Regions from separate parts of the Mus musculus genome. Here region 1 is linked to region 2. A link is a loop called in an ENCODE intact Hi-C map of the cell type or tissue named here. Cell type or tissue: left cerebral cortex. All regions are shown on one strand. Links, peaks and the distances in the headings refer to the core of each region. The heading gives the core; the rest is flanking DNA. Region 1 holds the start of Gm40385 (a long non-coding RNA gene). Region 2 has its middle 12 kb from the start of Mir680-3.

Region 1 (10,666 bases), core at 899-8,898, 160 kb before region 2:
TATTAGCCCAGAAACTTAGGATACCCAAGATATAAGATACAATTTGCAAAACACATGAAACTCAAGAAGAACGAAGACCAAAGTGTGGACACTTTGCCCCTTCTTAGAATTGGGAACAAAACACCCATGGAAGGAGTTACAGAGACAAAATTTGGAGCTGTGACGAAAGGATGGACCATCTAGTAATTGCCATATCCAGGGACCCATCCCATAATCAGCTTCCAAACGCTGACACCATTGCATACACTAGCAAGATTTTGCTGAAAGGACCCAGATAGAGCTGTCTCTTGTGAGACTATGCCGGGGTCTAGCAAACACAGAAGTGGATGCTCACAGTCAGCTATTGGATGGATCACAGGGCCCCCAATGGAGGAGCTGGAGAAAGTACCCAAGGAGCTAAAGGGATCTGCAACCCTATAGGTGGAACAACAATATGAACTAACCAGTACCCGGGAGCTCTTGTCTTTAGCTGCATATGTATCAAAAGATGGCCTAGTCGGCCATCACTGCAAATAGAGGCCCATTGGACTTGCAAACTTTATATGCCCCAGTACAGGGGAACGCCAGGGCCAAAAAGGGGGAGTGGGTGGGTAGGGGAGTGTGGGGGGGTGGGTATGGGGGACTTTTGGGATAGCATTGAAAATGTAAACGAGGAAAATACCTAATAAAAAAAAAGAGAAAAAAAATTACCGGGAGTCCTGAGAGGCTGCTGCTCCCCCTGCTGCTTCCCATTCCTGTTGTGGTTTGTCAAGTGGGCGTGACCAAAGAGCAGAGGAGAAGGCCCACTATGTCTTCCTGTTGCCCTTGTTTCTCCTACGTTTACCCCTTCTATAGTTTTCACCATCTGTAATACTCCTGTATTCCAACTGCCTCAAACCGCAGCAGAACAGGCAAAACTGGCACCCGTCTCCCCCTAGGTATTTCTACATGGTTACACTGCCTTCGCTCACTCCATGTACTTTACTATTGTGCCTCATTCACTAAGTCAGCTTGCCTAGCAGTTTCCTGCCGTTTATGATGAAATCGTACAGCCTGGCATAGATACTTACTGTGGGAGAGGCAATAGTCCACACACTTACAGTTCTATCTCATTTCATCTTAGAAGAAAAAAGTTCCCAGAGCAAGATGTTATAATTCCTATCCTACAAATAAAGGAACCTGTGCACAGAGTTGAGTCATTCTCAAAAGAGCACAGTCAACGAGCAGTGAGGTTGGAATCTGAACTCCACAACTACTCCAGAGCAGACCACTTACCAGGCAATGCTGCTACCAGGCCTCTGCAGTCAGCCGACTTTTCTTTTCAGCCATAAATCTCGAAACAAAACAAAACAAAATCAAAATAAAAAATAAAAAAACCATAAGCAAGCCTAGCTCAAGGGTGCTCCAAAAGGATTCTGGAAAGCCAGCCCAACCAGGGATAGTAACAAAGCACCAAGCACTCAGATTATTCCATCACTGCAAAACTGAGCGATGCCAGCAAGGCTGTGGATTAGGGAATCTGGGATTTCAGGGCTGGGGAGACGCCATCAGTAAAGTGCTTGCCTTGCAAATCCCCAGGACTTGCTAGCCAGCCAGCCTCCACAAATTGGAGACCTTGTCTTAAAACTCAAGGTGGATGGCTCCTGAGAAATGTGATCTTAGGTTGATTTTGTTTGTTGTTGTTCCCCACACATATGCATGTGATTTTACACACAAAGAAAAAAAGGGGGGGAAAAAGGGAAAAAATGAAGCTGGAATTCCATTTAAATCCCAGATTCTATAACTTGTGTGGTTCTGTGGTCCCTGGCCACACATGTTCCCTTTTCTCCCTCTAACCAGTGTCACGATTCAAATGCAAGGTGAATCTTTTCCTTTTCTAAGATTGCCTTTTCTTTTATGCCAATTACTATGTCTTTTCTAACCCAATTACAACTTTGGTTGACTGCCACTTGAACTGATAAAGATGCTGAACTCTGGGCCCCGCCTTTTCCCTGTTTAATCTCTTCCAATTTCTCATTCTGATAATTCCTGACTCTAGATAACATCTACTCACCATCAGATTAAATTTTTTGCTAGGCCTTATGAAAAGTAAGTTAATCTGCAGAGTACAAAGGCTATTTTCTATCGGAAGCAGGTGATAAGTAAATTCTATGTCAATACCGCATGCTTAAATGAAATCTTTAGTCTTTGTGAAGTCATACCAATAAGATGACTGTCCAGTCTATACATAAGGAAATGTAAGAAAAGTATATACTTACAATCTGCTGTCTTTCAATTAAGGAATCAATTAGCACATATGTATATACATGGATATGTCATGAGTCATAAATTTGAAGATTCCATGAGATGATAAAAAGTAAATGCCTAGCCTCGTGATAGGCACATGGTACATGTTGTATAAACATCATGTACCCTTCTCATGGGTGCCCTGCAGATGTGTCTATGACCGGACTATTAAGAATGTGACTAGGAAGGCTAGAGATCTGGGTCAGCAGTTAAGAGAGTACTGATCTTGTAGAAAATCTGAGTTTGTTTTTTATTACTGCTATCAGGTGGCTTACACAGTCTAAGTCTCTAAGGGATCCGATGCCTTCTTCTGTACTGAACTAATAGGCACAGACCTACATGCATATTATTTACACATAATCAAAAATAAAACTATAATTTTAAAATTATCTTTAAAATGTGACTAGTATGGCATGTAAAAAAATAATAGGACAAGCCCACTTAGGAAGTGTACATAACTCTGCTTTTCTTTATTTCTTTTTTTTAAAGACTTATTTATAATATTTATAGTAGTACACTGTAGCTGTTTTAGGTATACCAGAAGAGGACATTCGATCCTATTGTGATCCATGATGGTTGTGAGCCACCATGTGGTTGCTGGGAATTGAACTCAGAACCTTTGAAAGAGCAGACACTGCTCTTAACAGCTGAGCCATCTCTCCAGCCCAACTCTGCTTTCCTAATGGATCTTTCCAGATACCGCCACCACCATTGCCATAGGCATTTCAAGTTGAAAGAGTGAAATAAGATATCCTTGTCTGTATTCCTTTCAGTGTTGTTTGCTTTCAATATTTTTGTGTCATCTGTGAAGCATCTCTTCTTCCCACGGAGACATGGAATCTTTTCCATCCCCTTTCGGCTGAGAGCACTAAAGACACACCAGTAGACAGTCCTTCACGATCTCAGGAAAAAACAGGCTCCTCTCTACACTGGTTCAAGCCTGAAGGTTTAAAAACCCACCTTGTCTTTCATCAGCCTGGTTCACGAGAAAGTTGGGCTGCTGCTAAGGGCGTGGTGTCTCCAGAGCACTCTAAGTATCCCTTGGATGGCATCTGTGTGAAGCAGGTCAGCGCTTTCATCTTTAAGAGTGGGTAAACAGGACACAGAGAAATTAAATGATAATGTTGCCTTGCGTCATGAGCTCGCTTGTTTTTGAGCTGACTTCCTGCCTCCTAGCCCCAGCTACAACAAACAACATATCAAAATACTGATCTGTGTATTGTTATAGATCGGTGAGTCATCAGAGCGTCCCGTGCTTCGTGAAGCTGAACTTCACATTTCATGTTCTGGCTGCCCAATTGACCTGCCTTCCCCAGCCCCTGATTTTTCTAGCTAGTTTGTACTTGTATGTTATAAGCCTTGCCTTAAGCTGATTCCCCATTCCCCCCCCCCCTCATTTGGGCTCTCTTGTTTATTACTCACATTTATTACTCCTGGATCTCACAACAAATTGAGACACAAGGGCCCTATTGTAATATTGGGGAAAATCGGATTGTTTTTCTCTCCATGTTCCCTAGCACTGATGCCTAGCACAGCATAGTGACTTCAGAAATAATTTTCAGCTTAAGATGAAAAGATGATACATACATCAGTCAAGAGAGAATATAGTGTGATAGTAAGTAGTGTAGACTTATTGCTCAATGTGATGGTATCTTCATTGTCAAGGTGTCTGGACTGGAATCACATAGGGGACACCTCTAGGAGTTCCTGTGAGGGCATTCCTGAGACAATTAAGTGAAAAAGACCCACCCTGAAAGTGGGAGGGACCATCTGGAGGACTAATGATCCAGACCAAACCAAGGAAGAGATCAAGCTGAGTGCTAATCCTCTCCTCTCTCTGCTTCCTGACTAAATCCTGTGACCAGCCAGCTCGGCACTCCTACGCCACGCCTTCTCCACCGCGATGGCCTGGATGCCCTCCAACCATGAGCCAAAACAAATCTTCCTTAAATTGATTTTGTCAGGAGTTCCGTCACCGCAGCGAGAGAAGCAACAAAAGTACACTCTTCATGTAAATGCCCTCGCAGGTCAGCAGTGGCTCAGTGGTGCAGACAGACAAGGTGGTGCAGGCTGAAATAACTGGGGAATTTCTTTTCCTCGACAATTCTTCTACAAAACCATCTGTGTGATCTGTGAACTCTACAACACTTTTGTGAAAATGTTACCTAAATAATAGTGCTTTTGCGTGTATTTTCCTCAACGTTGCTTTTATCCCTTTCTCTTATAATTTGGATTTAGAATGTCTCCCAAAGGTCCACAGAGTCAATGTATATTTCCCAGCTTAGCACTATTAGAACGCGGTGCGAACCTAAGAAATAAAGCCTACTGGGAGGTTTTAGGACACTGTGATATGCCCCTAAAGGGAATAAGGGGCCCTAGTTTCTTCTCTTGCTTCTTTTTGATAACCAAACATTTGTGGAAAAGGTTTTTCCCATAGACTGGAAGATCCAATCCTGTGAGTTAAAACAAACCTTTTCTCTTCATAAGGTTGATGATTAAAAGTATTTCTTATAGTATCAGAAAATTGACTAGCATGCATATAATATAATATAATATAATAAATATAACTACAATATAATATAACTACATTATATTGTCTACCACAGTTCAATCAAAAGCAATTTGGTAATTTAGACAAGGCAAGGGTTAGAAAACAGTGGGCCCAGCTATCTAATTCTAGCAACAAGGACTACTTAAGGAAGAGAAGAAAGACAGTATTTCATGGGCAAGGGCCATTGAGGGTAGAGAATTACCTAAGTCTGACTGAGGAAGCACGACCAGTAGACCAGAGAGAAAGGTTTAAAAAAAAAAACAACAACAACAACACCCCAAAACAACCCTTGGGCTTGATTTGAACAGAAGTTATCATTTGAACAGAGTCAATGGTACAGTTAGTATAGAGATGGCAAGCAAAACAAAGGCTCATATAACCCAGGATATGCGTAGTATCTAAAAAGATATACAAATACCTGAAGAAACTAATTTGATGATAATCAGGTTCTGGGCTATTGCACAGCAGGTCTTAGTCAATAATTAATGGTATGGGGAAATAAGGGCAAAGACACAATGTGATTGCAGGAAGATTCTAGAAACTGCTACACAAGGTTTCTTAGTACAAGAATAACATGCTAGATGCCCTAGTTTTGGAGGAGGATGAGGTCTGAATGCAAGGGCAGAGTCCCAGTTGAACGAAATGAGGGCAGGAGTAGGCTGCACACATGTAGACAGCTCTGCCCAGTCCTTTTGGGCACTCTTAACTAGCCAGTCCTGTAGTTGACTTCACGGATTACCCTAGATACCTTTTACTGGCTTTTCTTGTTCTGGTGAGAACAGACCAAGGCTTCAGCAATAAGCACCACAAAGAAAAATATTTTCTGTGAATTATTAGAAATCTGAAGTCTTATTAGAAAAGCTTCACTTACATTCATGTTTTAAATAAATCTTACTCAAGTTTTCCTTGAGTTTCTGTGTGATTTCATTTTTCACAGATAGCAGATGTATCTAGGGATCTCTCTTTTGTATGGATGAAGTATGAGGCTAAATTTGTCATTTTTCTAAAATTCTACATTTTAAATATATTTTTCTAAAGAATCTATCATTTCTTCAACTTATTTAAGTTGGCATGGTTTTTCATTTCCTACATTCTATATGTACTTGGACCTATTTCTGGATTTGACATTCTGTTCCACTGGTCTCTCTATTCACGCATCCACATTGCACATTTTTTAATTATAGAAATTTTATGGTATAATTATATCGTATAAAGCTAGCCTCAACTCATTAGATTGTCTTTATTTGGAATATTTGTATTTTTCTATATGAACTTTATGATTAGTCTGTCTCTATCAAACAATAATAATTTCAGATTATTTTAAACATATTAGCTTTGAAGAAATTTGCCCATTGTGTTTTGAGTTTTTCTTTCCATAAACTAGGAATGTCTTTCAACTCTTTCAGGTATACTTTCAGAATATAAGAATGCTTCAAAGCATTTCCTTAAGGAAATTTAGTACATTTTCCCCCTTAAGACCTCTAAAGACTTCATTTCTGTTCTCATTAACTTTTTTCCCTTAAATTACATAACTTAAGTGGTTATTGTTTCTATGGGTGCAAACTATCCATTTTAAGTGACTCTAATCTCTAATCCATTTTAAAAGTTTTACTAACCTCAGCATCATTATGTAGTCTAAATTACCAACATAGTATCTGTAACTAGAGTTTTGCTCTTTTCCAAGTCTTATACTTTTTATTGTCTCTGTTTGGATTGAATTATCTAAAGACTCCAATTCTAGTTGAGTAGCCATGAAGCTAATTGCCACCCTTGCCTTGTTCCTGGCATTGCCAACATTGCTTCCAGGACTTTTTATCTATATTGTATCTGTATCTGTATCTATCTGTATCTGTATCTATCATCTGTATCTGTATCATCTGTATCTGTATCATCTGTATCTGTATCTGTATCATCTGTATCTGTATCATCTGTATCTGTATCTGTACCTGTACCTGTACCTGTACCTGTACCTGTACCTGTACCTGTACCTGTACCTGTGTCTGTGTCTGTGTCTGTGTCTGTGTCTGTGTCTGTGTCTGTGTCTGTGTCTGTGTCTGTGTCTGTGTCTGTGTCTGTATCATCTGTATCATCTGTATCATCTGTATCTGTATCTGTACCTGTACCTGTACCTGTACCTGTACCTGTACCTGTACCTGTACCTGTACCTGTACCTGTACCTGTGTCTGTGTCTGTGTCTGTGTCTGTGTCTGTGTCTGTGTCTGTGTCTGTGTCTGTGTCTGTGTCTGTGTCTGTGTCTGTGTCTGTGTCTGTATCATCTGTATCATCTGTATCATCTGTATCTGTATCTGTATCTGTACCTGTACCTGTACCTGTACCTGTAACTTTACCTGTATCTGTACCTGTATCTGTATCTGTACCTGTATCTGTATCTGTATCTACTTCTATATCCAATCTATATCCATATCCATATCTATATACATTGTACTATGGAAATGTTTCCCAATTTGTAGAACTTTTAAAGTCTAGTCTTGTGTGTAGACTTGGGAGTGAGGATTGGGTATGTGTTTTATACAAACCTTGAGAAGTGATTCGAAGGTAAATTTTCACCTGAGAACAGTTCCTTGTTGTTCAACAGTAAGTTAACCAACTGCACAAATATTCATCACATCACATTTTGTGTAGGACCTCTGCATACAAAGACAGGCCTTTCAGTCTGGAAGTTCATTTTAACAGAGGGCAAAGCCCTCAAAAGCAACGGTGCTCATGCAATCCCTGTGGTGTGGCAAGTATGTGATCAGTAGCATCTCTACCTGAAGTTCAATGTTTCTACAGCTCATTCACAATGTGCTCGTCCTATAAATTGCATCATATAAGTCTATCATCTTCTGCTTTATAAACAATTCCAAACTGGCTTTCATGAATAGTCACTGTCTACATTAGTTTAAATTATTATATCTAAGTAAAATTATAAATTTACTGGGGTAAAGGGGTAGCTCCCTTGGAAAAGTGCTTTACTACCCAAGTGTGAGAACCTGAGTTTGATTACTAGCACTCACATAAAACAAAGCCAGGCTTGATGGTATAGAGTTGTAATCCTTGTGTTAGAGAGTTGAACCCCACATCTCCATGAGCCACTTCGGAAAGCAAGGGCCTGGAACAGGCTATGTAGACCAACTGGCTTTGCACTCACAGAGACATTCTCTCAACTCTCACCACCCAGTGAAGGGGTTAAAGGCATGTTCCTCTATGCCTGGCCATACTTCCCTTTTTGTTGATTATTTCCCTATGCTTGGGAAACTGTACTAAGCCTAGCAAATTGCGTGTCATTTGCTCATACTTTTCTCTGCTACAGTACAAAGGTGACAGCATTCTAACTCTTTGCTGGGTTATCTAGGCATGAATGATGTGTTTCACAGACGCCTTGGTACTCATAAAGCCTTGGGTAATGAGTTACCACGGAGATCTGTGGATTGTTCACTCAAACTCCATCTGCATGTCACAAAAGAATAGCTGGTAACAAACTCAGGGTTTCTGTGTTTGTTTTTTAACATTTGCTTTTTAACATTTGTTTTTATACCCCAACCACCGATTTTCCTTCCACCACCCTTCCTAGTCACCCCCCTTACTTACCCCTCCCCCAGATCCAAACCCTCAGATACATTTCCTCTTCAGAAAAGAGCTGGTCTCTAAGAGATGACAGTCAAACAGGACAAAACAAGATAGAGTAAGACAAGGCAAACGCCTTCCTATTGAGCCTGGGGACAAAGTAACCCTATAAGAGGAAAAGAGTCCCAAAGGCAGGCAAAAGAGTCAGAGATACAGCTGCTCTCACTGTTAGGAGTCCCACAGAAACATTAAATTAACAGTCATAACATGTATGCAGAGGACCTGGCATAGACCCACACAGGCCCCAAGCTTACAGCTTCTGTCTTTGTGAGCATGTGAGACCTGTTGACAACTACAGCCTTAAGCTCAGTTTTACACTTCATTGTTTAGGACAATACTTGTGTCACCGTAAGGTATTTTGTAGAAGACAATTACAAGTGAGTGAGCATCTGATAAAATCAGTGACTTACATAGCACTGTTCCAAACTGTGTTTCTCCGGATTTAACTTTCCCCTTTAAGAGCTGAACCAATAGCATGCTAGTTAGCAAACCTATCACAAGTGCCTACAAGGAAGATTTGAGTACTGTAAGGAATGCTAAGGGACCAATTCCTTCACCTTGCTGTGCCCATACACCTACAGGACTTATTCTCTCTCTGTGCCTCTTTCATCTATGTTTCAATATGGTTTTATTGTTAAGCGTATCTATCTATTAAAGTAGCTAATAGAGTAAGAGAGATTTATGAAGACAAATATACTGCAAAATAGTAGAGCTTTATAAGTCAAACTAAGCTGGATCACCCATACGAACAAGCTTCAGTTGTAGACTTGAAGATAGAATTTCTTTCTTTGTGGCAATTAATGCTCGTCAGATGGCAACTTTTAATGACTTATGTGATTTTTTTTAAGACGTGACACTAAGTTTCAACTAATCATACACATTGAAAGTGGCAAAATTCTTCATAAAATGGGCCAGTTGCTTTACAAGCTTTAGCCTCCCTGTGGTTGTCAGGAGCTGTGCTTATTACTCTAGTTGTCTTCCTGTGAAAAGCCTTAAGTATTTTGGGCTCACTTTAGGTTATTTATAATGTTGTCTCTTGGGTCTGAGGTGGTAGAGTTTTAGTTCTAAAAAAACTTTAAATTCTAAAACAAATTTACTTTAAATGAAAGCACTATATTATATACTATTGTGTGCATTATATTCCAAGGGAGATTCAAAGAATTCTTTTTAGTGCACTAGGTATAGTGAACCCAAACTACAAAGGCTGGCATAATATTGCTCCAGTCAGGTGAGCAGGGCTCACAAAGCCCCATGTGTCATGCTTACCCAAGCAATAAATTACTTTTCAGACAAAAATCGCCCTCTGAAATTGCTTTAGCTTTTCCTGAAGTAAAGGCATTGAATGTGAATGGTTGGGAGCATGTTATTTTGCTTTTTCAAGTTCAATTATTTTTCTGCTTGATAGCTAGCATCACAAGAGAACAAGATAGGTTCTTATATTTTACCATTTTCTCACTCATACTGAGTCCGGTTTTAATTTTTCTTCAATAATGATTCTTCCAATTTCATAACTCGGCCTCTAAGCATAGAAGTCTGTTTTCAAGTAATAGTAAAAAATCTGGGAAACGGGTAGAAGATCACTGAGACTTGTGTCACTGCATAGCACACGCAGGTCTGCCCCAGGTTGCCATCCTCCTGCCCCCTTTTTCAGTGTGCTAGGGTAGCTGAGGTGTGTCATTGCATCTGACTCCTCATTGGACTTTAATACCTAATATCAAGTTATTTCTAAGGATACACAGAAGCTACTCTTTAAAGTTTTAGTGGAATAAAGACACCGATTTCTTGTTAGATGTTCATCTTACTTAAAATTTCATAAATCCAGAGAATAGAAAAAATGCCTATTTTAGAATCTCTTGAGAGATGTGCTAAAAATATTACACATACACAAATAGGCTAGAATGTGAAGAAAGCAAAGAAGATCAAATAAAAACCTAATGTTCCTCTGGGATTTCAAACTTTGAGGAAGGCCTCAAATCTAGGTTAAGAAATCAGGTGAAGACAAACTCAGATCATCCTCAGGTGCCTGTAGTTACTGCTGGACGAGGGCAAAAGATGCTGAGAGAATTCTAGCACACAGAGCTATTTATTTGGTTATTTTGATTCGTGTGAACGTTGGTGAGAGATTATGGATTTATAGTCCTTTCGTGAATCGGATGGTAGCCACAAACCCTGCTCCAGGGCAAAAATGCACTTAAAATCAATCACACAAAGTTTTGTACAGTT
Region 2 (10,666 bases), core at 1,176-9,175:
ATGTACTGTAGACCTACTACACACCAGGTTGAGCACATAGGAACTTTATGTACACATGTATCTTAATGCAGCCCCACAGCTGTCCCACGTGACACTCATGGTGTGGTAGCATCAGAAAGGGCTTGTGTTTGCCCTTGCTTGATAGCATAACCGGGTGCCGCTGACTGGCCTGAGAATACACTTTAGAATGGCGGAGTATAGCAGACTTCACACCAGGGAGAGAATATCAGCTGCTCACCACTACCCCTGTTAAGTGGCTTCCCAGTTTGACTGCATTTCCCAAGAATTTCTGCAGTGAGGGTGCCTGTGACAGTTTGTGGAGGGTGTGGGCACAGGAACAAGCTTTGCCTTTCTAGGCTGTCTGACTCAACAACCTCCGGTGCTCACACCTTTCGTTTCCCACTGGTTATAATGAGGGGTGTGCTAAGGGCAACTTTGGAGTCAAGGGATCTGGGGTTGGACCCCTATAAAGAGACAGACCTACACAAGCAAAGAAGGACTGCCTTGGATCCTTGAACCAAAACACATTTGCACTCCTAGTTATGACGATTACCTTGATGTGTGAACACCGTAACAGATCTTAAACGAGAGGAATGAGAAACATGAAGATACATGAACACAGTTTATTCAACAGAAACTACTTAGCAAATGTGTAGAGTTGCATCAGCCTGGAGAAGAGTTATAGAGAGAGGAACTGAAGTGAAATGTGCTGTTCAGGGTGCAGGAAGCATCATCCCATGTCCATAGCAACAACCTTGCTCACCATGCAGATGGATTTAGAGGAACCTTAGTACTTGGCAAAAGTGACAAATACAAATAGGGCACATGAGTGCCTCTGGGTGTTTTCGCCACGCTGGAGATCAAACCCAGGCCTTTGCATGGGTGTGGCAAGTGCTCCATCTCGATGCCCCATTTCAAGTTTAAAGCAAAGTAAAAGTTACAATGTTGGAGACCAGAGCATGGTACCTTTGCAGGAGTGGTGACAAGCTTTGGGGGTCAAAAGGGGTGCTCTCCATCTGGACCAGTTGTGGGAGAGTATGAGAAAGGCCATCAAACTGCTTCCTTCGAAGTCTATATTGGTCCTCCATATTGGTAATAACAACATACTGTACAATCCATTGGTAATAACAACATACTGTACAATCCAGTGGGATAGATTGACAGAGGGATTCTGTCTTCTCCGGTCTCATTTCCTCCCTGAGCACGTTAGGCTGCTACTTAGCTCGGGGACCTGTTTAATGAGGAAGCACTAGACGCGGTGGTTGTGGGGCACAGGCAAGTTTTTGCCTGGAGGATGTCCTCACCTGGGTTCCAGCTCTATTCACCTTTTGAGATCACTGTTAGTCTGCCAGGCTGGATAGGAAGAAGCTGCAGCAAGAGCCACTGTCCACAGCCAGTGAGTGCCGTCAGCAAAGGTGCTTTCAAATTGGCTGCTTCAAAACCCGGGCTGTATGGAAGTTTTATAACTCTCCTTAGCTTTAGACAGGCAAGGTGATGTAGTGGACCTCAGCATCTCAGATGTCTACTCCTCTGAGCCAGTTTTTCAGACTGCTGCCAGCAAGTATATTATTGACAAGAGAACCCAGTGGTTTGACACTTGTCTTCTGCCTGCCCCACTGGGGTTTTTGCTATTTAATTTTTTCACAGCAACTTGCCTGTAAGTGTCATTACATACTAGCAAGCTTAACGGACTGGATTTTTAAAGTATACATTAGCATCTATAAGGATTGTAAAATGAAGTAAAAGAAAATCAACTCAGTTTTATTCAGTAAACACACACACACACACACACACACACACACACACACACACACACACACACTTCTTAAGTATTTCCAAATGGTAACTTTTCTCATGGGAAGACAAAAATGATTAGGGATAGTTATATACGTTTACATGGAAGCTAAAAAGCTTGACCCCTGAATTATTCTCTTTCCTGGCTGTATGGGCTTGTTTCATGTTTAATTCACCACATGTTCTTCCATGTCCATTGAGGCCATTTAGATGCTGGGGACCATGGCAACGCCACCGTGGGCACCTGTGCACCAGTTCACCTGCAAGGATTTGTATCTGCTTATTTCCTATTATCCCGCGTTCACTCTCAGTCATCAGCTGCCCCAGTCCTCTGAGGAACGGGATTGTTGGGTTCAGCCCCCTGCCCCCACCTCTGACCCCAGTGCTGGAAAACTGCTTTGTAAAGGATATGACATTCCCATCAGCAGTGTATAAGTTTCGCTCCTCTATGCATTTTTCAAGCATGTATGCCTTAGCACACCATCCTGGTGGGGAGCAAGTGGTACCCCACTTATATTTTCACTGATGAGTAAGGATATTGAATGTCTTTTCAAGCTCGCTGGTCACGATTTCAAACTCTTGCCCAATGTCAAAATCATCATTGCTTCCCTACTCTCTGTGTCTAGTTCTTTCTAGATTCTAGGTAGTAGACTCATACACATTTTAAGTATTGTCTCCAACTCTGTAGGTAGTCTTTTAAAAACTTTTTTCCTAATAGTTCATTTCATAGTGCATATGAATTTAATTTTGGTCAATACCCATTTTTGTATTTGTTCCTCTTGTTTTCTCTGTCACACGTAAGAAACTATTGCTTAATTCAAAGTTGGGCTGTTTCCAGCAGCACTTCCCAGCCAGATGTTTTGTCCTCCTGTACATTCAGCCATTGTGTTCTCATCCATTCTCACTTACATTTTTGTGATGGGAACATTCTTTTGTCCATGGATAGCAGTTGTCTCAGCTGCATTTGTCGAAAGCTCTCTTCTGTTGTGATATCTTGGGATGCTTGTCATAGACCAATCGATCATAAATGCTCAGATTTATTGCTGGACTCTTTGCTCTATTTATCTCTGCGCATGTCTGTGCCTATATTGTACAGATGGATCAGTGCGGCTCTGCACTGAACTGTAAAGTTGTGTTATGATCAGCTCCGTTGTCCTGTGTCTGACTACTAAGTGTTGAATATCTGTAGCGCCTCTGAAAGCAATAACTAACTGAGAGTTGGGTATGGGTAGGAACAGGGTTGAATCTGGAGGTCACCTTAGGATACCTAATGGTTTTTACCAGTTTGTAAGATCTTAGCAAATGTCTTCGAGTATGTGAACCTGAAATTCCTTCCTACTTCTTTTGGTTTCCTTCGTGTCTTTCAATGCTATGTTATAATCCTCAGCGCACACATCTAGCAGATTTTATTTATCTTACATGCATGTGTGTATGGTGTGATTTTGTGTGTGCAGGTATGCACACACATATTGTGGGCATGTTTGTAGAGATAGGAAGATAATCTTAAGTGCCATTCCTTCAGAGTCACCCACTTGAAAATAAGACATTGTAGAGGGATCAAAAGCTCTCAGGGGTTAAAGTTCTTGCTGTACAACCTCAAAGACCAGAGTATTTGATCCCAGAGCCTCAAATCCCTGAGTATCAGCTGCATACATGTGACCCCAGTTACAAGCAGGGGTGGAGTCAAGAGGATCTGGGGTTTGTTGGCTTTTAGGCTAGCTGAGGAAATGAACCCCAGGGTTACACAGAGACTTCCTATGTCTTTAGGTTTCTTCAGAGTTATTGCCTCAATGGAATAGGTGGAGGCCGATAGAAGAAACCCAGTGCCCTCTTTTTTTTTTCCTATAAGTATGCAGGTGTGCATGCTCACCACACACATTTTAAAGAAGTTATTTGTATGTGGGGAATGGTATGTGTATGCATTCGTGGTGTATGTGTGGTACGTGTGTGTGTGTGTGTGTGTGTGTGTGTGTGTGTGTGTGTGTGTGTATGTGTATATGCATACACATGGAAGCAAGAGCAAGCTGGTTGTATTTTCTATCACTCCTTACATTATTGCTTTGAGAAGTGGGAGCCCACTGACCTGGCTAACCTGGCTCTATAGAAATCTCCCAAGATCTCCCTGTATGCACTCCAATCCCAGAGGTCACAGACATATGACCTCCAGGTTTTGTTTGTTTGTTTGTTTGTTCGTTTTGTTTTGAACGTGTGTGCTGGAGATTTGAGCTCAGGTCCTCAAGTCCTGCAGTTTGCTCAGCAATGCTCTTACCCACTGAACTCATCTTCCAGGCCTTGCACTTTGTTTTTGAGACAGACTTTCTTACTGAGACCTGGGACTCACCAATTTGTGTAGGCTGGCTGCACAACCAGCCCCAGGCCTCCTGCTATCTCTGCCTCCCCAGCCCGTGAGACTACTCCTACCTGCTACCACACCAGCACTTTAGGTGGATACTGGGGCTCCGACTCAAGCCCTCACGCCTGTTCAAGCACTTTACTGACTCAGCTCTCTCCACAGCCCTTAGCAGACTTTTTTCTACTTAAAATGTCCATATTGGCTTTGATGCTATTACAAGTGGAGTGTTAAAATTTTAGTGAGAATATTATATTTTGTCTAAGAATTAACTTTCATTTTGAGTGGAGTTTTCCTCAAGAATTTGTTCTCAAATTACTTTGTGGCATAAAGAAGTTTGAGAGAATAATCCAGGTCACGTGAGTGCTTCATCTCCTTTGAGTTGTACATCTCTGATTCGCATTTCTTCAGTGCAGGTATAGCAAGGAGCCCTCTGTGCTATTACACTGTAGGAAAGACACACAAAAACATTTTTTCCTCCCAAATAATCATTTTGGAAATCCTTTTCCTTCAGGTTTTAGTCATTGTAATTCTGAAGTTAAATGAATGGCTTTTCTTTTACCCAAACTGTTATATAAGTTTCTTCTATGAAATATACCTTAGATGTCTACATACCCTGTAATGCTCCAGGGAATCTGTCTTAAGTATTTCCTGTCTCTTATGAAGTAGGACAACTTTCAAAATTCGAAAAATAGGTATTAGAACAGCAATGAGCACTCTCGTTTAAATAGCCATCTTTTCCAGGCAGGGCCGGGGCTTGAGAGTGAGGGAGAATTTGTGGCATAGCTGGTTTCATTCTATGAGTTTCAAAGAAGACAAAAATTACCTTTTGCTCAGATTTTCTTTACAAAGTGACAGGGGCTCACCATAACTGAAAACTAAGATTCTTAGTTTTTGGCCTGTGCTGGGATAAACAGTTGAGGGAGCCAGCTAGCCTTCTACTGTCCCTTACACCGGAAGGCTCCAACTGTTAAGCAGCACCCCCCTCTAGTGGCCAAATCGAAAAAGACAACTCAGTGTAATGGCTTGGTCTGTTCCCAATGGAAACCTAAAGTTTGGAAACACCTTGGTCTTTCACATATTGCCAACACAAGTTTTCACAGTGACTCCGATAGTCAGCTCAGATCCAGAACATTCCTATGTGTTCACAGTCACAATCTCTTTCCCCTTTCTGCTCCCAGTGTTAATATTGCTTAGATTTCTAAATCTTGGATGTGTCGCACAAAATGTGACTAAACATCAGCTATGGCTTTGTCTCCGGCAAGAGCGCTCCCACAGCAGGAGAAAAGGGAAGACTCTGAGAGAATGGGTGCGACTCTTAGCTTCATTTAGGGCAGTAGTTCTCAACCTTCCTAACGCTGCAAACCCTTTAGTACAGTTCCTCGTGTTGTGGTGACCCCAAATATAAAATTATTTCTTGGCTTTTATAAGTTTGCTACTGTTATGAAATGTAATATAAATATCTGACATGTGATCCTCCCCAAAGGGGTCGTGACCCACAGGTTGAGAATCACCGCTTTAGGGCTCGTGAAACCAGAGGCCCAGAGACCAAGCAGCATCAAAACACGTGACTGTAAATCATGGTCCTTGCACCCAGGACAGACTTGTTCTCAGGGCAGAATGTGACAAGCTTTAAAAGGTCGCTTAGGTAACCTTTCTGTCTTTCTGATAGGTCGGGACTTAACTTGACCATTAAAAGAGGTTTTGTTGTTGACGCTCGTTTATGTGTGTAAGGGGGTTGGGTGAGACGGACGTCACATGGCCACCAGTGGGGAAGGACAGCTTTCTGAATTGGTTCTCTCTCCCACCATGTGTGTCCCTCGGATCCACTTTGTGTCAGGCTCTGTGGTAAGCCTCCTTGCCTTTGCTTGCTGAGCCATTGTTTTTGTTTATGTGGTTTGTCTTATTGTCAGCCGACTGTGATGGCACGTGCTTAGCACCCTAGGACTCAAAGTGTCTGAGGCAGGAGGAGCTGGAGACCAGCCTTAGGAAAATAGCAAAACACTCCCCCCCCCCCAAAAAAAAAAAAAAAACAAAACAGAACAATCTTTTTTTTTTTTTCACTTTGAAATGTTATGAAACTAGTAAGTCAATTGAATATAGAGTTTGGACAGTAGGGATTATTCCTGCCTAACACACACCCACCTTCAATATGTAAAACAGCGCCATCCGCCGTTGGTACCCACGCCTCATGCTCCACTTCTTTCTCACTTCCATCTTATTCCTCGGGTCAGAGAGCAAGGTGCTTACTTTACCACAATGAGGTGATTAGTGCAGCGGACTGTGTTTGCAAATTGCTCATTGGCAGATGCAATGTTGAAGGGTTGCTTTTCCCTCTTTTATTTATTATATATGTTCATTTTCGCCTTTCTCAGCCTTGGGGGGTCATTTTATAAACTTACCTGTGTGCTTCACTTACTCAGGTCTGAGACAGAATGAATGTCTTAGTTTGTTGTCTCTATGCCCGTGCAGGGCACTCGCTGCAGAACAGAGCTGGCCATTTGCTACAAGTCTGCATGGGCGCATCTGTCCAGAAGGCTCATGTGTGGGAAACTTACTCTCCAGCTGATGGTGCTGTTGAGAGCTGTTTAGATCACATAGCTGAATGGGCTGCTGGGAAATGCATCCTAGTTGCCCAAAGGGTGTGTCTGGGGGAAAGGATGTCCTTGGAGGGAATGAGGGTGTGTTTGGGCCCCCAACCCTTCCTCCCCATCGCCCACTTGTCTGTCTAGGGTGAGACCCTATCCTATGCTCTACGGCATGCTCCCTGCCTAGATGTTCTGTGCTGAGGCCCAGAAGCAAGGCAAACATGAGCACAGACCCAGCAAAGCTTCTCTCAAGCTGCTTTCTGTGTTTGTTGTTGTTACTGTTGTTCTTGTTAACCAAAAGATGAACCCACAGCACAGCTTAGTTAGGAGCCAGAGAGATGGGTCTTGCAGCATGATTAAGTTAGAGCGAACAGGGATGGCTCCTGCAGCATGGCTAGGTTAGGAGCGAGAGGGATGGGTCATTCGAGTTCTGCTGCTGCTGAGTCTGTGTATTGTGACATCGGGGTTGTTACAGGAGGAGGCAAAGGTTTTGTATACACATTTTCTAAATGCATCCAAGTATACATCAGGATCACCTCCTATCATTACATGTTGTACTGTGTATGTTTCAGCTCTTTTTCTTCTACTGACATTGGATGAGTTGCTATTTCTCTGCTTTAGTTTTAATTTTTTGGCTTTGTTGAACTATGGTTGAGACAACAAAATATATTTTAAAATTATCTATTTAGTTAGTTATACGTGGGTATAGCGTATGTGCATATGTTTGGGGAGGAGGGGTAGACATGTGCTACAGTGCACACATGGAGGTCAGAAGTCACTACCTGTAGCAACCAATTTTTCTCCTTCCATTACATGGGTTCTTGGAGATTCAACTCAGGTTGGTGGCAAGTGCCCTCACCACTGAGCTATTTTGCTGGCCAATATATGTCTACAAAGTGAAGTTTTGACGCTATACATTGTGAAATGATTGCTTTAATCAAGCTAATTAGCACATTTATTGTCTCACATAATTACTTTGTGCTTCTGCTTTAGTGAATATGAACTATGGGATGTATACTTGCTTTTGCAGTCAGCCGGGTGTGCGTGAAACCTCCAGAACTTATTCTCTGTCTCTCTCAAGTCTATAGATATTTCATTGATTTTATCACCTACCAATGGTCACTTACATTGATTTCCTGTCTTCTTTTCTAAAAGGTCTTACAGGTATAGATTCTGTGTTGAGAAATCCCCCTCCTATACCATCTTTCTCCTCTTACCCCCTTCCTCTTAATTCCATCTGCAGCATTTATTCTTTTATAACTGAAAGTTTGGAAGCCTTGGAGTCATGGTAGGCAAATTCTATATTTGTACATATGTATAGACATCCATGTATATATGCCTAACTATATACCTGTATATACATAGACATATGTGCATTCATTTATATTTCCATATTTTAGCTGTGCATAACATTGCCATGACTAAGGAAGTACAGTTGTCTCCTGGAGATAGTGAATGGATATGCAACAAGGAGATTACTGGGCTCTGTGAGAAAGCTCTATCTTAATTGTAATCCTTATAGGCTTCCTATAATGGCTATCCCAGTTTCTGTTCCAAGAAATGGCACTGAAGGACAGTCTTACTTCTACCTCCTCGCCAACCCCCAGTAGCCTGTAAACGTTTGACAATGACCTATCTGACAGGTGTGAGGTCATTGTGGTTTGCTTTGCCTTTCCCTGGTGGTTAATGATGCTGAACACCCTTTTATGCACAATCAGCCAGTGACCAGGGTCATAAGAACCTGTGTCAGCTGGAGAGTTTACTCCTATATACTTTGATTTTGATTCCTCTTGAGGCATGTTGGCTCACTTGGTGAGACAGCTTGCATGAACAATGAATAGCAGCTGTAGTTAGGAAAGGATGGGGTCTCAGCACAACTAATAAAAGCTTATCGTCCTTTACAATTACTCGTTAGCAGAGGGGATTAATTAGTGAATTTCCTAAACACTGTTTTGTCGGAGCCCACTCCAGACAAGTGTAGTTTGGGTGGATGTGTGATGCTGTTGGACTAGAAACCAGATCTGGTGTTTAGTTTCCAGCATGTTACTGACTGCATGATTGTAGGTACCATTTGAACTTTCCCCTGCCTCCTTAGAGGTAGTGCTTTCTGCATTCTACCTCAAGTACATTCTAACTGAAATGGAAGTAACTGCCTCTTTTGAACTTACATTGGTGCATACATTTTTGCACAGTAATTTAGGACACAAGTATGAGGCTTTCCTTAATTTATCTTTCACAAAGTGGTAGGTACCTATAGGGGTTGCCAAGAATTCTCTAGAATTGAGAAAGTGTATAGAACAGAACTTCGGTCAAATAATAATGCTTTAGTAACTAGGAGGACAATCCAGAGACAGACTCTCCCAATCTACCTACAAAATTTCAGTCATTGGGCTGTTACTTAGGAGGTAGGCAGCCCAGAGACAGGACCAGATGACTTCTCATCAACAGGTGTTCTTGCCGTGTCAGGTTCCTGGAGGACAGTGCACACATCTTGGGTGCACGTGGGACTCAATGGCAAGCAGAGACTGATTGATAAGAGAAACCTGGGTCTCTTGGCTTGGTCTCTTCCCTGTACACACATCTCTGGGAGTTACCCTTCTGCCAGTGCAGCACGTATTTCTCAGTGATGTCTGCCCCATCCTTTGCAAGCCATTTGTAGTCATTGATCACTGTTGACCTCAGGAGTGACTTTAGAAGGTTTGCTTGCGTAAGTAGTACGAAGAACAATCAAATCAAGTAAAGAGGCAAACAGAATGGGAGCGAGCACTTGCCAAGATACATTGGATAAGAAGTTAATATCCAAAATGTTTGATGCACCTACAATTCAATAGCAAAACAAAAGGAAACCACTGTTACCACCACCACTGCACTGCTTAAAAAGTGATACTAAGCTGACATTTTCTTAAATAAAAAAAGAGAGTTGCAATTATAGAAGAAAAGAAAAAGAAAAGAAAAGAGAAAAGAGAGTGTTTCCTGTTCTTTTTTTGTACTTCTGTGGTGTTGTCTCCCTATTCATTCATTTTCTTCTTGATTTTTGTTTTGTCTGTCTATCTATCTATCTATCTATCTATCTATCTATCTATCTATCTATCTATCTATCTATCTATCTATCTATCTGGAACGAACTATAATCCAGAAGCATGCCTGTGATATGGATCTTGAGGCTGGAAGACACAGATTTTTGGTCCAGAGCTTGAGGTGGGATGACATATGTTTTTGGTCCAGATGGACACACACATTTAATTCAGATCTTGAAGAGTACCCTTAATCTGGGCCATACCATCAGCTGGAGCCTATATAAGGACAAGAAGGAAGGGGTTGATCCTTCTTTGCTTGATTGCACTCATTTTGCCAATTATGCTTTGGTTCTCCAGAGTATACAAAAGACTAGCTGAAACACTCAGCCTTGTGGGAGTGAGCAGGGACTACTAGACTCTTAGACTTTCCGTTCACAGCTGGCAATTTTTGGGTTGGTTGGAATGCAGCATGTAAATATATATATATATATATATATATATATTTGTTATATATATATATGTTCTGTGACTCCAGAGAACCCTGATGAATACACACAGGCTGATGTCATCATTCCTCGTGTGCTCACTGGTTTGTCTTACCTCAGTTTTCCTTTGCTGTCTTTCAGCTCTCAATCTCGAATGAAAATGGCCAGTTCACAAGTCTTAGTTGAAGTATATGTTTGACTGGAATAGAAATTGGGGGTTTCAGGGTAGGCAGGTAGAGACATAGCTTAATGGAATAGCACTTGCCCAGAATGTACAAGGCCCTGAGCTTTGTCCTTAGCACTGGGAAGAGAGAAAGAGATAAAGAAGAGGTGGGTAAAGAAGGGACTGCCTCCATGGTCTGTTATAAGGGACTAAAGGCTTATTGCTAAGCTATCTCCTGAATGTCATTCAATTAGGGTTGTTGTCTGAAT

Evidence for each region. A loop is a pair of places that touch in the nucleus more often than their neighbours do. Peaks named below come from ENCODE experiments on the same cell type or tissue, not always from the same donor. Only the 100,000 strongest peaks of a DNase experiment are listed, where the experiment ranks them.
Region 1: it touches region 2 in a loop (3-fold over the local background); 6 of 42 quality-filtered maps call a loop at or near these places.

The regions. Positions count from the first base shown.
Region 1 is chr12:35,018,085-35,028,750 of GRCm38, forward strand. Gm40385 (a long non-coding RNA gene) reads right to left here and starts at 3,484. Exons shown (of 4, transcript XR_872675.1): 1 at 3,226-3,484; 2 at 1,255-1,312. In left cerebral cortex, for the core only: no CTCF peak of the experiment used is centred there; no DNase peak of the experiment used is centred there.
Region 2 is chr12:35,177,753-35,188,418 of GRCm38, forward strand. No RefSeq gene overlaps it. Among named protein-coding and RNA genes, the nearest start is that of Mir680-3, 12 kb to the right of the region's middle. In left cerebral cortex, for the core only: CTCF peaks have their summits at 5,133 (motif pointing left) and 6,708; a DNase peak (open chromatin) is centred at 5,137.